Linked DNA regions of Mus musculus: all the other regions are linked to region 3. The links are chromatin loops, found by intact Hi-C in ENCODE. Cell type or tissue: heart. All regions are shown on one strand. Links, peaks and the distances in the headings refer to the core of each region. The heading gives the core; the rest is flanking DNA. Region 1 overlaps Methig1 (methyltransferase hypoxia inducible domain containing 1). Region 2 overlaps Atf1 (activating transcription factor 1). Region 3 has its middle 13 kb from the start of Mettl7a1.

Evidence for each region. Peaks named below come from ENCODE experiments on the same cell type or tissue, not always from the same donor. Only the 100,000 strongest peaks of a DNase experiment are listed, where the experiment ranks them.
Region 1: a loop joins it to region 3, with 2.0 times the contacts of the local background. A loop is called at or near these places in 6 of 42 quality-filtered maps.
Region 2: it touches region 3 in a loop (2.3-fold over the local background); 11 of 42 quality-filtered maps call a loop at or near these places.

The regions. Positions count from the first base shown.
Region 1 is chr15:100,372,438-100,378,379 of GRCm38, reverse strand. It overlaps Methig1 (methyltransferase hypoxia inducible domain containing 1), which reads right to left. Exons shown (of 4, transcript NM_001024672.3): 3 at 3,367-3,501. It overlaps Higd1c (HIG1 domain family, member 1C), which reads right to left. Exons shown (of 4, transcript NM_001002900.1): 3 at 3,367-3,501. Among named protein-coding and RNA genes, the nearest start is that of Higd1c, 11 kb to the right of the region's middle. In heart, for the core only: a CTCF peak has its summit at 3,083 (motif pointing right); no DNase peak of the experiment used is centred there.
Region 2 is chr15:100,261,014-100,266,955 of GRCm38, reverse strand. Atf1 (activating transcription factor 1) reads right to left here. Exons shown (of 7, transcript NM_007497.3): 7 at 5,708-5,942. Among named protein-coding and RNA genes, the nearest start is that of Tmprss12, 17 kb to the left of the region's middle. In heart, for the core only: a CTCF peak has its summit at 3,551 (motif pointing left); no DNase peak of the experiment used is centred there.
Region 3 is chr15:100,315,199-100,321,140 of GRCm38, reverse strand. It overlaps a transcript of Mettl7a1 not described here. Among named protein-coding and RNA genes, the nearest start is that of Mettl7a1, 13 kb to the right of the region's middle. In heart, for the core only: no CTCF peak of the experiment used is centred there; DNase peaks (open chromatin) are centred at 763 and 2,650.

The sequences.
Region 1 (5,942 bases), core at 512-5,511, 57 kb before region 3:
CCTGATAAAGGGAGTGGCTATACTGGGGGAGGCTGATTGAAGTCTCTCTGTCTCCCTCATCCTCTGGCTGCCTGCCTCCCTCCATGGCAGGCTCCCAGTCTGAAGGCTGCTGCCAGTTGAGGCTGGATTACTCCTGATGTCAGATGCCTTGTACGCTGCAGGCTGTTTGGCAGCATCCCCATGTCGATAATTGAGTTGCCTCCCACTCCCAACAGGGTAAACAAAAATGTCCCCATATGATACCAGGTTAGCTTTTCCTGAGGGAACAAAGTGCCTGTCATTTCCTGAAAGTCCACAGGGGGAGCCAGAGTGTGAACCTTTGGAGAACCAAACAGCAAAGGCTCTAAAGCTTTGGGTTGTCACTTCTGGGGCTGGAGAGCAGCTGGAAGGAGCCAGGAACATGGGCACTCTAGGTGGATGGGAGAGTGGCTGAACCTACGTGTGCTCAGGAGAAGATGCTCACAAGACAAGATGTCCGCTCAACTGTGAGAATTAATTTTGTCAGAGACACTAAGGCCCTGAAGACGGGCCAGGCAGTGGTAAGGACAGGGGCTTTGCTTTGATGTCTTTTGATGACCATGAAGGTGGATGAGAAACCTTTGGAAGTCAGGCCTGTGGCTGGCCACAGCTGGGAAGTGCTGCCTCTATTGTAGCCAGGGCAACTCTGGAAAAGGAAGTGGTTGTCCTTGAAGCTGGGTTTGAGGGTGATAACATCTTTGGCCATGTGGTTTTGGAGGAATGGTTTGGTAACAAAGGAGGCAGGCTTGGAAGTATAGTACTATAGTAACTTCGGGAACTTCAACAATTGTAACTTGAGATTTGGGGCCCAGAAAGACAGGAATCTAAAGCAGGAACTGGCCCTGGAATTTATCAAGCTCCAGACACCAGTGACCAGCTGCTCTCTCCCAGGAGAAACACCTCAGCTGTGGCAGGGGCCCTCATTGCTGCGGGGAACAAAGTTAGCAGGAGAGGAGAGCCAGAAAGGAGCCCCTGTCTGAGTGAACTGTGATGCACAGACTCTGTGTGAATGGGGCCTTGCTGCTGAAAGGCCAGCCACTCACTGATGGGAAAATTCCTCAGGAACGGGGCTGTGACTGACCCCGGTCTGGATAATGACGCCAAGCCAATGTGCCTTTGGTTTAGTTTGCTTTTCTTTGTTGGTTTTGGTTTTTTGAGACGGGGTTTGCCTTTGAAGCCCTGGCTGTCCTGGAACTCACTCTGTAGACCAGGCTGGCCTCAAACTCAGAGATCGACCTGCCTCTGCCTCCCAGGTGCTAGGATTAAAGGCGTGTGGCCCTGCCTGGCTGAGTAAACGTTTTTAATGTGCTGTACTGTGTAAACTTACTGCACCCAGAAGCCATCTTGGTACGCTTCTCCAGCAGTGAGATTAGGGTCCCCTTGGAGTTCTACCAGGCTAAGTTGGAAACGTAGTTATAGTTAGTTGGTTGAGATGGCCTTGCCTGCAGAAGCGTTGGTGTAGTTGAACTGATAGTTCCTATTGTCAAGTTAGAAAGTTCACACTGATCTGGTCACTTAAGCATAAACTGTTGAGCAAGATAAGGAGCACACACATAATCCCTGTACCAGGAAGCCTGAATGGGGAAGATTTGAAAGGGTTCGGTACCACCTATGCAATATAAGCAATATGCAATATAAGCAATATGCAATATAAGCAATATGCAATATAAGCAATATAAGCAATATGCAATATAAGCAATATATGCAATAAGCTTCATAAAGGCCCCTAGGGAAACAGCCAACCAGAACCACTGTAGGAATTAGTCTGTCCCGTGTATTCTAGCTCCTGTTTGATTGTTCTGAATTGTCCCTGCTTGTCCTGTCTTATCAGGCACTTGCCTGCAGTCTCAGAATTAAGGAGGACTGTTATATCGAGTCTGGCCTGGACTTCAGTAGTGATTTCTGAGGCCAGCCTACACTGCCTAGAGATTTTCTGTCTCAAGCAAACAAACCTCAAAAGTGCAGGCCAGGCACAGTGACATAACTGTAATCCCAGCATCTGAGAGGCAGCATTAGGAAGATCACCTTAAACTCCAGTCCAGCCAGGGCTATGCAGGGAGCCCACCAAAACCTAGATGGTCTCTGTTGGAAAGTTTCATGTCAACTCGGCACAAGCTAAAGTCATCTAGAAGAGGAAACCTCAATTGAGAAAATGCCCCAGGAGATCAGGTAGGCAAACCTGTGGGGCATTCTCATAATCAGTGATTGATGGGGAAGGGTCCAGCCCACTGTGGGTGGTGCCATTCCCTAGGCAAGCCATGAGGAACAAGCCAGTACATACCCCTCCGTGGCTTCTGCATCAGCTCCTGCCTCCAGGTTCCTGCCCTGTTTAAGCTCCTGCACTGACTTTTTTCAATGATGGGCTAGAGTGTGGAAGTGTTAGCCAAGCAAACCCTTTCCTCCCCAACTTACCTTTCAGTCATGGTGTTTCGTCACAGCAGTAGAAACCCTAACTAAGCCACTAATCTTTTCTTTCTAACTAATCTTTCTAATCAAGACTAATCTTTCCTTGCTAAGCATGTCGGCCACCGGGCAAAGCTTCATTGCTGGATCAAAAGTAAAAAGGCTGTTTAGGTCTCTGGCCTCTAAGGAGCTTCCTCATCTGCTCGTGAGACAGGCTGAGGGGCACAGCCACTGCTGTTAGTGGAGCTGTGTAGAGCCGAGCCATGCCAGCACCTTCCTCTAGAGCAGGGGTTCTTAACCTGTGGGTTTCGAACCCTTTGAATGGCCCTTTCACAGGGGTCACATATCATGTTTCCTGCATATCAAATATTTGCAACTCAAAGCAGTAGCAAGGTTGCAGTTATTAATTTTATATTTGGGGTCACCACAACACAAGGGATTGTATTAAAGGGTCAAAGTGTTGGGAAGGTTGGGAACAGCTGCCCTGAGAAGGTGACCACCATCCCTTTTATGTCTGGCAATTTTGTTGTATTTTATCAGGCGAAAATCGTAAGAAATTGAGAGGCCTCAACTATATCAGCTTGCTTTCTTAAAGGTCCATTTTTATTTTCTGTATATGAGTTCCTGAATGTGTGAACTTGCACTGCAGGTATGCCTGATACCCAAAGAAACCAGAAGAGGGCGCCTGAACCCTCAGAATTAGATGGTTGTGAGCTTTCAAATTGGTGCTGGGCTGAATCCTTTGCAAGAGAAGCAGTGCCCTTAACTGCCTCATCTCTCCAGCCCCCGAGGGAATCTCCTTATCTCATATCATTTCAATCCAATATTTATCTTCTGCCAAGAATTTACAGAATAAGTAAAACAACACACACACACACACACACACGTGCACACGGCCACACACCCACGGAGGACAGCCAGACCTAAGAAGAGGCAGCAGCTTACCTAGAGTCACGGCTCCCACCACACATCCTTGGGCGGCAACCCGCACGTGGATGAGATGAAGGGACATCTTCTGCTCTCTTCTGGAATTTAGCTTGTAAAGACCGTAGGACAGCACAGCCACAAAGCCTGCCATGCCTGTGAATTTAAAGATGAATTAGGGCGCTTGAGAGATGGCCAGTAGTTAAGAGCACTAGCTGCTCTTCCGGAGGACCAAGGTTCTATTTTCAGCACCCAGATGGCAGCCCATACCTATCTGTACCTCCAGTTCCAGGGGATCTGATGCCCTCACACAGACAGACAGGCAGGTAAATCACCAGGGAACATAAAGTAAAGATAAATTATGTATTTTAAAAAGAAACCCATTTGTTAAAAATCCATAACAAAGCTTATGGACTATTTTAAAACAGACATGAATTAGATTAACAAGAGGCGAGCATTCCCCTTAGCCAAATGAAAGGCCGTGCGTGTAAAGGAAGACAGACAAGATGTAGAATCAGTGACCTTCATCCATCACACTAGGGTCAGAAGTGAGGGTTGTGGGTGTTTTAGATTTTGGAACATCTGCATTACAATATGTCAAAAGCCATCTAGGGAAGGCTATATTAACCAAGTAAGTTTTCAGGAGATAGTCCACCATTTGCATGGCTGAGATGGGTGAGCTCTGAGATGCAGGGTCCTCAGAGACTTCCGCCCAGGATTGTTTCTCAATGCTGAGATGCCTTTCCTGTCACTGTTGCATGGCCTAATGATTCTGGGCATCAGCCCACCCTATTGAGTGATCTCCTGCAGGATCAATAGGAAGATGTACTTTCATGTAGTAATGCTGTGTAGGCGAACTGATGATTTCATAATTCCTAAATTAGTACAAGTAATTTTAAGTCCTCTATAGAATAAAAGCTGCAGATAGAGCTCTGTAAACCTTCATGTGTCCTGAGCTGATTGCACTCGAAAAAGAAAGCAGGCTTGGAACACATTTACAATCAAGGAAATCATTCCTTCTAGGCTAGGAACGAGGCCTCTTTCTGGTAACTCAACGTCAGAAGCTGGGAATGGACAACTTATTGTAGGTGCAAGGACAGAAAATAAACGATGAGCTAGTCTATCTATACAAGACTTCGAAGTAATGAGACACAAGGCAGATGGCTTGTCTCTTGACAAAACCGTGCTAACTTATGACATGAAAATTATTGCTTTAAACTTATAATGAACTTATGGAGCTAAGTGTGTTACTTCTGTGTGCCTGACTCTCTTCCTTTCAATCTGACTCACAAAGAGTTAACGAACTCTGAGCCTCTCACCTGATTAGTGAAAGGCCCTGAAAGTCAAAGAGAAAATGACCCAAGCAACTAACTTCTTTTCTTAATCCCCTGCTGCTGTCAGCAGGAATGAATCTCCAGAAAGGAGCAGCTTTTAGCCACAGAATAGCAAGAGAGAGTTAAATTTCCAGAAGCCATCAGCTTCCAGACCCCAGAACAGTGAGAGTCACAAGGCCAGAGATCATCTCTCCATCTGTGTCCCACTGTTTTCTAGCCTCACTTCCAGAGTTACAAGTCACACCTCAACCTAGACATTGCCTTTCTTCCTGAGTCACAACGTCCTGGTTCCCGGTCCTGTGCATGAAGGTAAGCATACATTTGATTCCTTGACAAAATCTGTTGCTTTTCCTATGGAGGCAGCTCAGCAGAGCCATGCATTACATCATCAAATCACTGCTGGACTCTGGGAAGCTGCCCTTACAACCCTGTGGAATGGTGTAAAGTGCCCTGCCCCCACTCATGCTCCCCATGGGGGTTAACCCCTCCCTGCCTTGGGCCTGCATCCTTTAGATTTATGCAGATAGGCATCTCACATGTCTTGTTGTTTGGAAAATTAGCCACTGTTCACGTACATGTGGATACTTATTCTCATCTTATTTATGACTCTGCCTGATCTAGGGAGGCTTTCAAATATGTAATACAGGCTGGAGAGATGGCTCAGCAGTTAAGGTCCTGAGTTCAATTCCCAGCACTCACATGGTGGCTCATCATCTGTAATGGGATCTGATGCCCTCTTCTGGTGTGTCTGAAGACAATTACACTGTATATATATAATATACACATAATACATATTTAAAAACAAAACAAAAAATTTTTGAAAATAAAATTTACTTTAAACATTTAATAAGATAAAATGGTCTCCTATGTGGGCAGAGGTGGCACAGTCCTTTAATCCCCAGCACTGGGGAGACAAAGGTAGGCTGATTTCTAAGTTCAAGGCCAGTCTGGTCAACAGAGTGAGTTCCGGGACAGTCCGGGCTACACAGAGAAACCCTGTCTGGATAATAAAGAAGACTGGATGATTCATTCCAGGGGAAGCTTTCTTTGTATATTGTCACAGGACCCTGTGGAAGCCAGACAAGTTGATTGTCCCAGGCTTCCCCCACTGACTCTGAGGCAGAGACTTCCACCTCTCCAACGTCCTCCTGCCCACCCCAGTGTTCAGCATCCCCGGGCCCCACCTCTGTCAGACACCAAAACATCAAAAGAAGATACTGAGGACCTGTTCCTGGTGCACCTGGCACACTCTTAATTCTGTGT
Region 2 (5,942 bases), core at 594-5,593, 54 kb after region 3:
TACTTCAAAGAGTTATAGTCTCCCCATCTAGCATGGCCCCTTCACCAAAGCCAGCATCTAGCATGGCCCCTTCACCAAAGCCAGCATCCTGCTGGTGCTTGAGACCCACCCCCTTCCTCCCACATACACAGGCTCAGTCATTAGCACATACAACTTTTCAGCTGTAAGAAAAACTAAAAGTACCCAGGGAAGAGGAACTCGGCTTCTAGGAAAGGTGTGCCACAGGCCTACTGCTCATCGGTGTCTCCAATAAAGAATCCACCACATTGTTGAGTGGCAAACAGCTGGAACATTTTCTTGACTAATGGTTGGAAGCAGAGGGCCCAGTCCAGTGTGGTAGGTGGCCCATCCTGGGCAGGTGGTTCTGGATTCTGTAAGAAAACAGGCTGAGCAAGACATGGAGAGAGCAAGCCAGGAAGCAGCGCCCTTCCATGCTGTCTGCATTAGTTCCTGTCCTGACTTCCCTCAGTGATAGATTGTGACCTGAGAGTCTGAAAATAAGCTGAAATAAAGCCTCTCCTCAGTTGCTTTTGGTGACAGTGTTTTACCTCAACAGTACAAACCCTGAGACAGTTGGCCTTGCTACATACTGCAGGCCAGCCTGTGCTAAGAGGGGAAGTAATAGAATCTATTATTGACTTACATCAGCTGAATATAAATACAGTTCTCTTCATAGACTTCTATTGGACAGCACAACATGCCATTCACTTTTCTGTGTTTTTGAACTGTATTCATTTTCTGAGTGCACCAAGTAAAAAAAAGGAGGTATTTTTGTATCTGTTCTATTGGAGGGAGCACAGAGCTGAGTCAGGACATAAGTATCTGAGAGGGCTGTGTCAAGAGAGCATGTGCATGCACGAATGCTCTCTCTCTCTCTCTCTCTCTCTCTCTCTCTCTCTCTCTCTCTCTCGTGTGTGTGTGTGTGTGTGTGTGTGTGTGTGTGTGTGTGTGTGTGTAACAGAGAGAGGGAGAGAGAGAGAGAAGCTGAAGCCACAGGGACAGTTAGGAGTTGACAGTTATGGCTAAGCTTGCAGATTCTTGAGGACTGTCAGTAGCTGTGGCCCTGTCCAGTGAGAATGGCTCTTCTCTTATAGGATCCATCTGAGGGCCTCCCTCTGCCTGCTCTGTGGTCTCCTGTGTCTGATGAGTTCCCAGCCCTCGCTTTTCTGCTGTGGTTTTCATCTGCTTACGTATCTGTTAGTTCCTGTCTCAATTTGCTGAGTTTGTAGGTGGCAACACCTTGCTTGTCAGCCAGTGCCATGGTTTGCGCTGGATAGATGAAATTTGTTTATATGTGCAAACAAGATGTGGAGCCATTCTGCCAAACATTGTTTTATAAAATGGAGTCACTCAGAGCAAGGCACAGCTTGAGAGCTCTTGTTTTCCACAGAGTAAGGCCTGAAGACCAACATTAGTCAGGGATCTCCAGCCAAAAAGAAGCAGGGGAGGAGAAGGGGAGCAAAAGAGGCCAGGATGGGAATTGGCCCATGTAATTGTAGAGGTCAAGACATTGCGGGCTGAAGAGATGGCTCAGTGGGTAAGAGCACTGACTGCTCTTCCAGAAGGTCCTGAGTTCAAATCCCAGCAACCACATGGTGGTTCACAACCATCCATAATGAGATCTGATGCCCTCTTCTGGAGTGTCCAAAGAGGGCTACAATGTACTTACATACAGTAAATAATTAATCTTTAAAAAAAAAAAAAAAGCCACAAGCCCTTAGTCCTTAGGGTCCAGAGCTCTAAGCCAATCCTCATCTCATTTCTGTTGCTGTGGCAGATGCCCTGACTAAAAGCAACATAGCAGGAGAAAGGGTTTATTTCCTCTTGCAATTCCAGATCCCAAGTCTATCGAAGGGAGAACTCAAGGCAGGCCTGCTTGCTATGCCATCAGCATTACCTCTGTCTGAGGAACTCCTTTCACAGTCAGAGAAGTTCAGCAGAAGCCATGGCTCACAGGTCAGCTTGTGCTCTGCTAGAGAAAAATTGTATCCCCGTACATACTATTTAGTGCATTCCCATGCACACTATTTAAATCTTACCTTTATTTTCAAAATTTAATATTTAAATGGCAAAGAATTTAATAAATGCTTTATAGTATCTTAAAGGGATCTACTTTTTGGCTTATAGATTGATCCTAAAACAGCTATCTTATTAGGAAAGGGAAAAACAGGTTTTCTACACAGAACGCTGCAGAAACATATTAATTCGTGTGACGAGCTGGCAGGTAAGTTGACTCAGTGTCCTGATTGTAATGACTAAAAAACTAAATTAAATTCATGTTTTAGATCCATCCTTGCTTGTCATTTTTCCAGTTTAGACTAGCTTCTAGCCTTTTAACTTTATGGCAATAGTTCATCAGAGACTGTGCATACTGACTTGGTAAAATTAGTCATTTAATAGAGTCATAATGATTTTCTCTTTTCTTCAGTGTGACCAGTCATTCTAACTCAATCTTAGACTGGTCTAATATTCAGTCCAATGTTAGAGACTCCTATATTCTAAATTACCTAGCAAAGTTAATTCAGAGCACATCCCCCAAGGTCACCAAAGGCTCATCTTGCCTTTACCTTATTTGTTCTAAATATTTTGCAACCAATATTAAAGGTCAGTCTGCAGTGGATCGCCACTGGCATCTAGTTACTTCTAATTGTTATGCATTGGTAAAATGAAAGGACCCACTGACTAGCGAATAGAAGGGTCCAGATCCGGTTCTAATCTGGGGAAGGGGCTCGGTTTGTGTTTTTTCACGAGATAAAGATAGAGCGCGGTGGCTGCCAGAGAGATTAATTCGTCAGATGAACACAGATTCTGACTCTTCTTATAAGTATCACCTTGAGGACTAAAATTCCTCTTTTGCTTACTATTCAGCTGGAAACTAAAGCTCCCAGGAAAGCTGTTTTCCTGCTACTCTCTGAGCCAGTTCCCCGACAGGAGGCCAGAGACTAGCCTTAGCTTTACAATTTGCAACTGAATAAAGTACCTGAGCTTCCCCAAAAGCAGCTTTGTGATGTTACTCTTCACTCTCTAAGATTTTTGTCTTTCAAGCAGGTTTCAGGCTGGGGAAGGGGAGACTACAAGTGTGTTTTTCAAACATGAACTTGCTGTTGAGCCCAGGCTGGCCTGGGACTCATGCCTTAGCCCCAGGACTGGAATTACACCATCTCTATGAATATATGTAGTGAACATACACACATTGCATAGGCACACTAAACTCAAGTAGCTGCCTCCCTGTGGGGAAGAAATCCTAAGAAAGGGTCTGTGGGGCCTCCTGTATGCATTCTCCTCTTCGTGTCACCTGTCCTGGGTAGTACACACTTTTCCTGCTTTATGACATTTTCATATGTTCTTGTGCATACATGCATGACACGATGCACATGTAAGAGTCAGAGAACTTCTGGGAGTTCATTTCATCCTTCCACTGTGTGACCATACTTGCGATGTCAGGCCTGGCACAAGTGCCTTTACCGGCTGAGCCACCCCATGGTCTGTATTATCTTCTACATACTAGTGTTTAGGTTTGTAGAGTGTGATTTTAAAGGAGAGTTGCCACCTAGTGGACACACTTAAATAGAACCTTTAAAAATCTTACCTACTAGGTTTTTAAACTATTTTCAGACAAGGACCAGAACCTTTCTGCTTTTTTTTTTTTTCTCAAAAGCCTTTCTAGCTCCAAACCATTGGTGAGAAGACACATTTGGAATGACCAAGAACACCCATTTTGGGTTTGACCCAACCTAGAATTTAACATCACTTTTGTTATTTACTGTGTAGCTTCAGGGAGAGTATCATGTTTTTCTGTATCTACATGAATTTGTATTCACACCTTTATCAAACATGAGGAATCCTTTTAATTTTTAAAAAAGATTTTATTATATGTGAGTACACTGTAGCTATACTTACAGAAGTAAGAGGGCATTGGATCTCACTACAGATGGCTGTGAGCCACCATGTGGCTGCTGGGAACTGAACTCAGGACCTCTGGAAGAGCAGTCAGTGTTCTTAACCACTGAGCCATCTCTCCAGCCCCATGAAGAATTTTCTTGATGGAGCTATAAAAGAAGTGCCTCACTGGAGTTTACTAAAGGTATGTACCAGGGTGAAGGTAGGATTGCTCTGTTTTTTAAAATAAATTTAATACTGTCTGTGGATGTGTGTGAATGCAGGTGCATGCCAGATGGCTGTGGTCAGAGGACAACTTTTGGGAGTCAGCCTTTTCCTTCAGCTCTGGAGATGCAATTCATGGGGTTAATGGTTTACTGAATGGTTAAACTCATTTGAGATGTGTGGCCTCAAGTAACAGGCTCAAACTCTTTTTCAGATAGGGTTTCTTCTCTATGTAGCCCTGGCTATCCTAGAATGTGCTTTGTAGACCAGCCTGGCCTTGAACTCAGAGATCTACCTTGCTCTTCCTCCTGGGTGCTGACATTAAAGGTGTAAGTCATCTTGCTAGAGAGATGGCTCAGCTGTTACGAGCACTGGCTGCTCTTCCAGAGGACCCAGATCAACTTCCAGCACCCACACGGCAGCTCACAACTTGTCTGTAACTCTGGTCCCAGAGGATTCTGACATCCTCAGACAGACAGATGCACAGGCGAAACACCAATGCACATACAATTAAAAAGTGTGTGTCGCCACACCCAGCCTGGTCTTAAATTCTTGGTCCTCCTGTTTCAGGCTCTTGGTCTCAACTGAGATCCCAGGTGTGCACCACACGCTACAGTGGGTTAACCACTGCTTCAATCCCAGCTTTTATGCCCTGGACTCTTTAGCCTGGTGGACAGAGTGCCTTGCATGTGCGTTAGAGTGAGACCAAGTCTTACTTTATAGCGTATTACTTGTTTAGATCTGCTCTGCGTCCTGACTGCCTCCTTAGCCCTCAGGCATTACTCTCTGGTGCTAACTTTGTGGCACTTTTTTTTTTGTTTGTTTGTTTGTTTTTCAAGACAGGGTTTCTCTGTGTAGCCCTGGCTATCCTGGAACTCACTCTGTAGACCAGGCTGGCCTCGAACTCAGAAATTCACCTGCCTCTGCCTCCCAAGTGCTGGGATTAAATAAAGGCGTGCGTCACCATACCCCGCTTCTTTGTGGCACTTCCTGGGAATGTGAACCACCATCACCGCAACTCACTGACAATTCTAAGTCAGAATGCATCTATCTACCATTCCGTGAGCAAGGAATGCCTACCTATTCTTCCTCTTTGCTTAAAAATCATCACAAAATCATTTACTGGCCTGGGAAGCTGCTTCACTGTAGAGTGCTGGTCTGGCCAAGTGTGAGGTTCAACACAGAAAGAACAAAATGGAACTGACCTGAGAAGCCTTACATGTGGCTACACTGGCTTACAAAGGACAGGGGAATGTGGAACACCCTGATCACGTAGGCTGATGGGCAACCAATTAAATGAAAGTAAGGAATAGCCTTTGTGCTCCAACTGATGAACCCTCCTTGGGGTCCACTGCAGACTGACGAGGTGACTGACCACTGGTGTGAGGTCCCAGGGCTCCACAGAACAGCAACTTCCCTGTTCACTCTAACTGGTTCTTCCTGAATCAGAGCACAAGTGCACCCTACTGAAAAGCACACTCAGACCCCAGGCTTAGAATCTGGCTGCACTTTAAGGCTAAAAATTCCTCAGTGAGTATCTCACACAGTGGCTGCTGGTGGGCTTGGCAGTTGTTATATCAAACATGTTTTGCATTCCGAAAACTTAATCTTATCAAATGTTTTTTAATTTCACAGACAATATGAAACATACTCTGTAGGTACACAACAGTTCTGCAGTTTCCAAGTGAACACAGATTAGAATACAGAGGTTAAATGCTGGTGTACTGACCACAGCTGAAACTTTAGATAAAACTTTATATAAAACATACAATTCAATTATCAGCCAATTTGAAAATTTTACTCTTCTCATAATATAAAAATGATACTTTGAGATACAA
Region 3 (5,942 bases), core at 296-5,295:
CATGATCTGGCAGGCGATCAACCAACAGGATCTGCCAACGGGATCTGTAAGGTGAATCCTAGTAACCTAGAGGAGAGTTATCTAGTTACCAAGAGAGTTACCTAGTTCCCTGCTTAGAGAGCCCTCAGAGTGTTTGTCCAGCAACAGGGACTGGCTGGGTCAGAGCCTGGTGTCTGGGTGGGCAGTCACTTGCTCACTGAGTTGGTTCTTCATGCTAACCTTAGATTCCAGATCTTAATAAAAACTGAACGTCAGCTGTCAAGAGGTGGTAACGTATGCCTTTAATCCCAGCACTTGGGAGTCAGAGACAAGCAGATATCTGTGAGTTTGAGGTCAGCCTGATCTACAAAGCAAGTTTCAGGACAGCCAGGGCTACATGGAGAAACTCTGTCAAAACAAACCATAAATCCCTAAGAGTCTATTGCCCAACACTGAACAGCAATTGTTAAAATGAGGTCATCTTATTTAAACTCCCAAGCAAAGCTTTACATAATCACTTGGCTTCTCTAACTCCTGCCCCATGTCACCTGATAGTTTTGTTTTCCTCAATTCCTTTCATAAAGACTTTTTAGAAGAGGCCTCCCCTACAGCCATGCTCTCCCGGAAGCCCAAGCTCTCTGAGGGGTTCCCTGCAGGTTAGATGCAGGGAGCGGGCTGCAGAGGTGCACACTGCCTTCCTGGGAGCCCGGGTTCCTACTGCTGATTCAGGAGTCTCAGGCTCAGGAGCAGATGCACGCATATTGCGGGTCATCTGTCTTTCTGTGTCTGCCATTTCCTCTCTCCAGCCACAAAGAGCAAGCGATGCGCCATGTTCTATTTCACTTGACAGTTTGCAGGGACTCCTGGCAGCTTTCCTGTTTCCACCAGCAAATAATACAAGTTACTGTGGAGGTTTGCTGACATGATGAAGCTGCTGGTTGGTCTGCTGTCCTGCACCAGGTGTTGCTGGGGTCCTGCACCTGCCTTTGCCCCCACCCCCCACCCCTGCTCCTGCAAGGTGTCTGTTGGCTGAACTTTTGTCATGCTGTGTTAGTTGGGTTGTTACTGGAGGACATAGGGCAAAAGGCCTGGGTCCAGGAGTTCACAAGCCCCAAGTTGAACCAGTTAAAGACAATGGTGGTAAAGGCAGAGAACGATTTTACTACATAGACAGATTGGACAACAGAAAAAGAGGCTCAGTGACCCCAGGTCCATCTTCCAACAGACTAACATGATTTTGTTTTGTTGGTTTTGTTGTCTGTTTTTGTTTTTTGTTTTTTGGTTTTTTTTTTGTTTTTTTGTTTTTTTGTTTTGTTTTTTTTTTGTTTGTTTGTTTTTTGAGACTAGTCTTCTCTGTGTAGTCCTGGCTGTCCTGGAACTCACTCTGTAGACCAGCTTGGTCTTGAACTCACAGAGATTCGCCTGCCTCTGCCTCCCCAGTACTGGGATTAAAGGCGTGAGCCACCACCACCCAGCAGGCTGACAGGATTTAAGGAATGGGACTGGAGAGATGACTTAGTGGCTATGAACGAACGTTAGCTGTTCTTCCAGAGGAACCAGGTTTGTTTCCCCAGCATCCCTGTCCAGTCTCACGACCTGGAACTTCAGTTCCAGGGGGGCTGGCACCATCTTCTGACCTTGCTGTGATATGTGGTTGCTTCCAATTTGACCGAAAAATAAAGGCTAAAGGGACAGAGTAGCAGAGATAAGTCCCAGGGGACTGTTCACAGTGAAATGGGGGGTGGGGGGGAGCAGTATCAGTTAGCCGAGGCTCTTGAGAGGTTACGTGGGAAAGCTGGGATGGCCTAGGAAAGTTGGAAGCTGGGATAGCCTTGGAAATCCTTGCAAACAATCATTTCTTTCATTAGTCAGAGATGAGTCTGCCTTTGGGTTAGGGATAGAGAAATCCTGAAATTGTCAAAGTCACTGTGTGGCATTAAGAAAGTGACAGAGAAGGTATCTGTACCCTAGGCTAGCCTCAAAGTTTCCATTCTCCTGCCTGTGCTTCCTGAATACTTCCTGTGGCAGCATGCCTAGCCTACAGGCACTTGAATGTGGAAACCTGTATTATCAGCTGAGAGAGGCGTGGGGTGAAAGGGTCTGTCCACGAAGAAGGCAGACATCAGGGCCATGAACGGCTTAAGGACTGGGAAGGCACAACTTGACAGAAGACTCTCCTAAAATGATGCTTTTAGGTTGTCTTGCTCTATATCCCAGCCTAGCTTTAAACTGCCTACTGTAGCCTGAACTGATCTCAGACCAGCCATCTTTTCTCCCTCTGACTCTTGAGTTCTAACATTTTAGGACCATGCTGCCTAGTGAGCTGGCCTTTGTTGTTTGTTACACTTTTAGGAGTGATACATTTTGACCAGTGACTTTTGTAGTTTATACACAAATTCCAGGATAAGCCTCCAACTTCTCAAACACTTTTCTTTAGAAGAAACACACTATGTTGCTTAGTCACTGTTGTTATTATTTTTAAGCGGGGTTGAAGAGTCAGGCTCAGGGGCCAGTCTTGGTCCTTTGCTCTTGGTCACCAGGACCTCTGCCTGTTCTCTGGCCAGGGTGGAGCTGTTGGCTCAACAGTTCATTAAGGAATTCCTGTGATTCTTTACTGCAGCCTGGGTTGGTTTTAAATGCTGGGATTAAGTGAATAGCCTTCTCTTGCTTTTGTTGGTATTGGCATGTGGAGACTCAGTTAGTGCCCTTAAGTGACTACTAGGAATTTAATTTCAGCTAAGTACTGCACTTCTCAAAGCAACACCAAGAGAGGGAGGGCTTGTTCTGGGTCCAAGAGCACAAACGGAAATATTATGCAATGTTTGCTTCTCTATCAACACTGAGGACACAGAACATCAGAGAACCTGGGAATAAATGTGAAACGTTAGAATGTTTACAGGGGTAGGAGTGGGAGGTAATCCATCGAAATACTTGTGCGGCTCTCACCCCTTGTCTTAAGAGACCAGTGGAAGTGGCTGTGAACACAGAACCTGCCCTTCACTCAGGCTGTTTTGAGGCAGGGCTTTACTATGTTACCCTGGCTGGCCATACTACCTCTGAGTGCCAGGTTTATATGTGGTGCCATATACCCAGTGCTTTTACTTGCTCATTTATTTGTGTGGGCATGTACCTGCTATGATGCATGTGTAGAGAGAGGTCAGAGGACAACTTTGTGAGTTGGCTCTCTCCTTCCACTGTGTGGATCCCAGGTCATCAGGCAGCAAGCACCTTTACCATTGAGCCATCTTGTCTGGCTGGCCTTCAGTTCTTGAACATTAATTTCTTCCTTTCATGCAACTGCCACCCAAACTGCTCCATGCAGCTGAAATCCTCACCATTCATTCTTTGAATTCAGCTCAAAACAGCCCCTGCTCTTCCCCAAGGTAGGTAGGATCACATGTTCTGGCATCTATGCATTTTCTTCAGTGATGACTGAAGAGACTTCTTCATAGCTTATTCAAGAGCAGAAAACATAGTAGGTACTCAATATTAAGTATCAGTTAAAGAAAAAATAAGCCAGGGCTATAGATCAGTCAAGAGCGCTTGCCTCTCAGGGTTGGGCAGGGGTGGCAGGGCGGAGGGGGGGGGGCGGTGTTGGGGATTTAGCTCAGTGGTAGAGTACATGGCTAGCAAGTGAAAGGCCCTGGGTTCAGTCCTCAGCTATGAAAAAAAAAAGTGCTTGCTTCATGCACTAGGCCCAGGTTCAACCACAGCACCCCAAGAAAAAAAATCTAGGTGTGTGTGTGTGCATTCGTGCACACGCATGCACACTCATGAGTGTGTATGCATGTGCACACTCACTCTGCACAGTAAGGCAGTCCTGCGGTCCCAACACACAGATGGCTGCAGCAAGAGGATCAAGGGTTCCAGGCCAGCCTGGGCTACATGGTAAGACCCTTAGCATTTTTTAAACATATTGCTTCATTGTTTTGTTTGTTGTTGTTGTTTTTCTTTTGAGAAAGTAAAACTCACTATGTAGACTAGGCTGGCTTCAAACTCACAGAGATCTACCTGCCTTCCAAGTGCTGGGATTAAAGAAGTTCACCACCACCCCTGGCATTCCACTCCTCATCAGAGCCCTTCAGGTAGATGAGTCCTTTGCTGATGAAGAATCTAGAGATATTAGAAGTGTCTTATCCAAGATCAAAGTCAACAAACACATTGTAGGGATTGGAAAATTCCACTTTTATCCTCCTAAGGCCCTAGGTGAGGCTCAGAATTAAACTGATATGAGACAGATTAATAAAAGAAAGCAGAATTCAGGCTTTACATGAAATGGAAGGAGCCTACATAAGGAAATGCAGACCTGGGCTGGAGATGGCTCAGTGTAAGAGTGAGGAGCTGAGTTTTAATTTTCAGCATCCACTTAAAGCCCCAGGCACAGCCATGGGCACACCTGCATTTATTTCTCTAGGCTGGTATTCTATAGCATAAGTTGTTGTGGGAAATATTAAAAAGAACAGCAAGTTCCTGCACTACACCAAGTTACTCTCAGCCCCGGTTGTCTCTCAGGCCAGGTCTTAGCTCGTGGAGATTCTCTGACTCAGAGCTCCAAAACCTCTCCACCCAGCTCGCTAAATTGCCACTGGTGGGTTGTTACCACATCAGCCCCATGCTTCAAATCCCCCGCAGTCTTTGTGGTGCACATCTGGCAAACCCATGCTTTCTCTCTTGCACCCAGTCGAAACTCATGAAGGAAAACACCACACAAACTTAATTCAGAAACAATGGTAACTCAATCACTGGGTGCAACAACTAGAATCCTAATCTTGTAAGCCATATTAAATCTAAATCCTCCGGTGGTGAATCTGCCAAGATTTGCCATATGAGCTGGGAGATATTAGTAGCTACATCTTGTCCTCTTGCTTTCCCTGTCCAAAAAGGTTCCTAACTCTCTCCTGAGTCCTCTCTGCCTCTGTCCAACCTGGAAGCCCTGCCTACTCAACCTATACCTGCTTATAAGCAGGCAGCTAGTCAAAACAAGATTTAAAAGCAAAATTCCCAGGGAGCCCACATTAGACAGAATTTGAGTATCCTATAAGACATGTTAGAACAATATATCTTTACAATATTGATTTAACTGTCAATTTATAAAATTGGGATTATTTATTTTTAGAATAGATTTATATATAGATTCTGTCTGGGGAATTTCACCCACAGTTTGGAAATAGTATAGAGAAAATTAGTCACTGACTCCAAGTAGAGAGAGCAGTGGTATTTACCTGGTATGATCAGGTATTAATTAATAATGTCTGTAGCTCCAGGTAGAAAGCTCAACAGATAGCTAGTGTAACAGGTATTAATAAAATTAGTGTCTGTGGCTACTGAGCTGTGTGCCCTTCATTCAGAAAAAGAATTTGCTAGGCCTCTGCCCTGGGCCATTACTTTCCAGTGTGATGAGTCCATCTCATGAGGTACACCTGTGCCTGTGTGGGACTCTCAGTTGTCGGACCAACATTAACTTAGTGGTGAAATTTATGAAAAAAGGAAGGTCTGACTTTTGGGAGACGAGGAGGCTCATCTTTCAGGGCTGAAGAGAGAGGCATCCGAGCGTCAACAAAACTGACTTTATGTTCAAGAGGCCGAGCAGTGAGCTGCCTTTCCACTTGCTCTGTGCATTCACAAATAGGATCCTTGAACTCATTCTGGATGGGCCATAGTGGCACAGGACATTGATCAGCACACAGGAGGCAGAGACAGGTGGATCTCTGTGAGTTTGGGGCCAGCCTAGGCTCCATAGTGAGACCCTGTATCAAAACAAAGCCCCTGAACAACATTCTTAATCTACGATTGAGGCCTGGTTCAATAGTGTAGTCTTGCGTAGCATGCTCTCAGCCCTGGGTTCAGCCTCTAGCATGGCACTTCTAAGTGGGGGTATGGGAGAAAGCAAAGAAAGAAAGACCATAGCCACACACTCACACCCCACTCTGATCCCTCCAAAATGACTAAGACCTACTAACTGT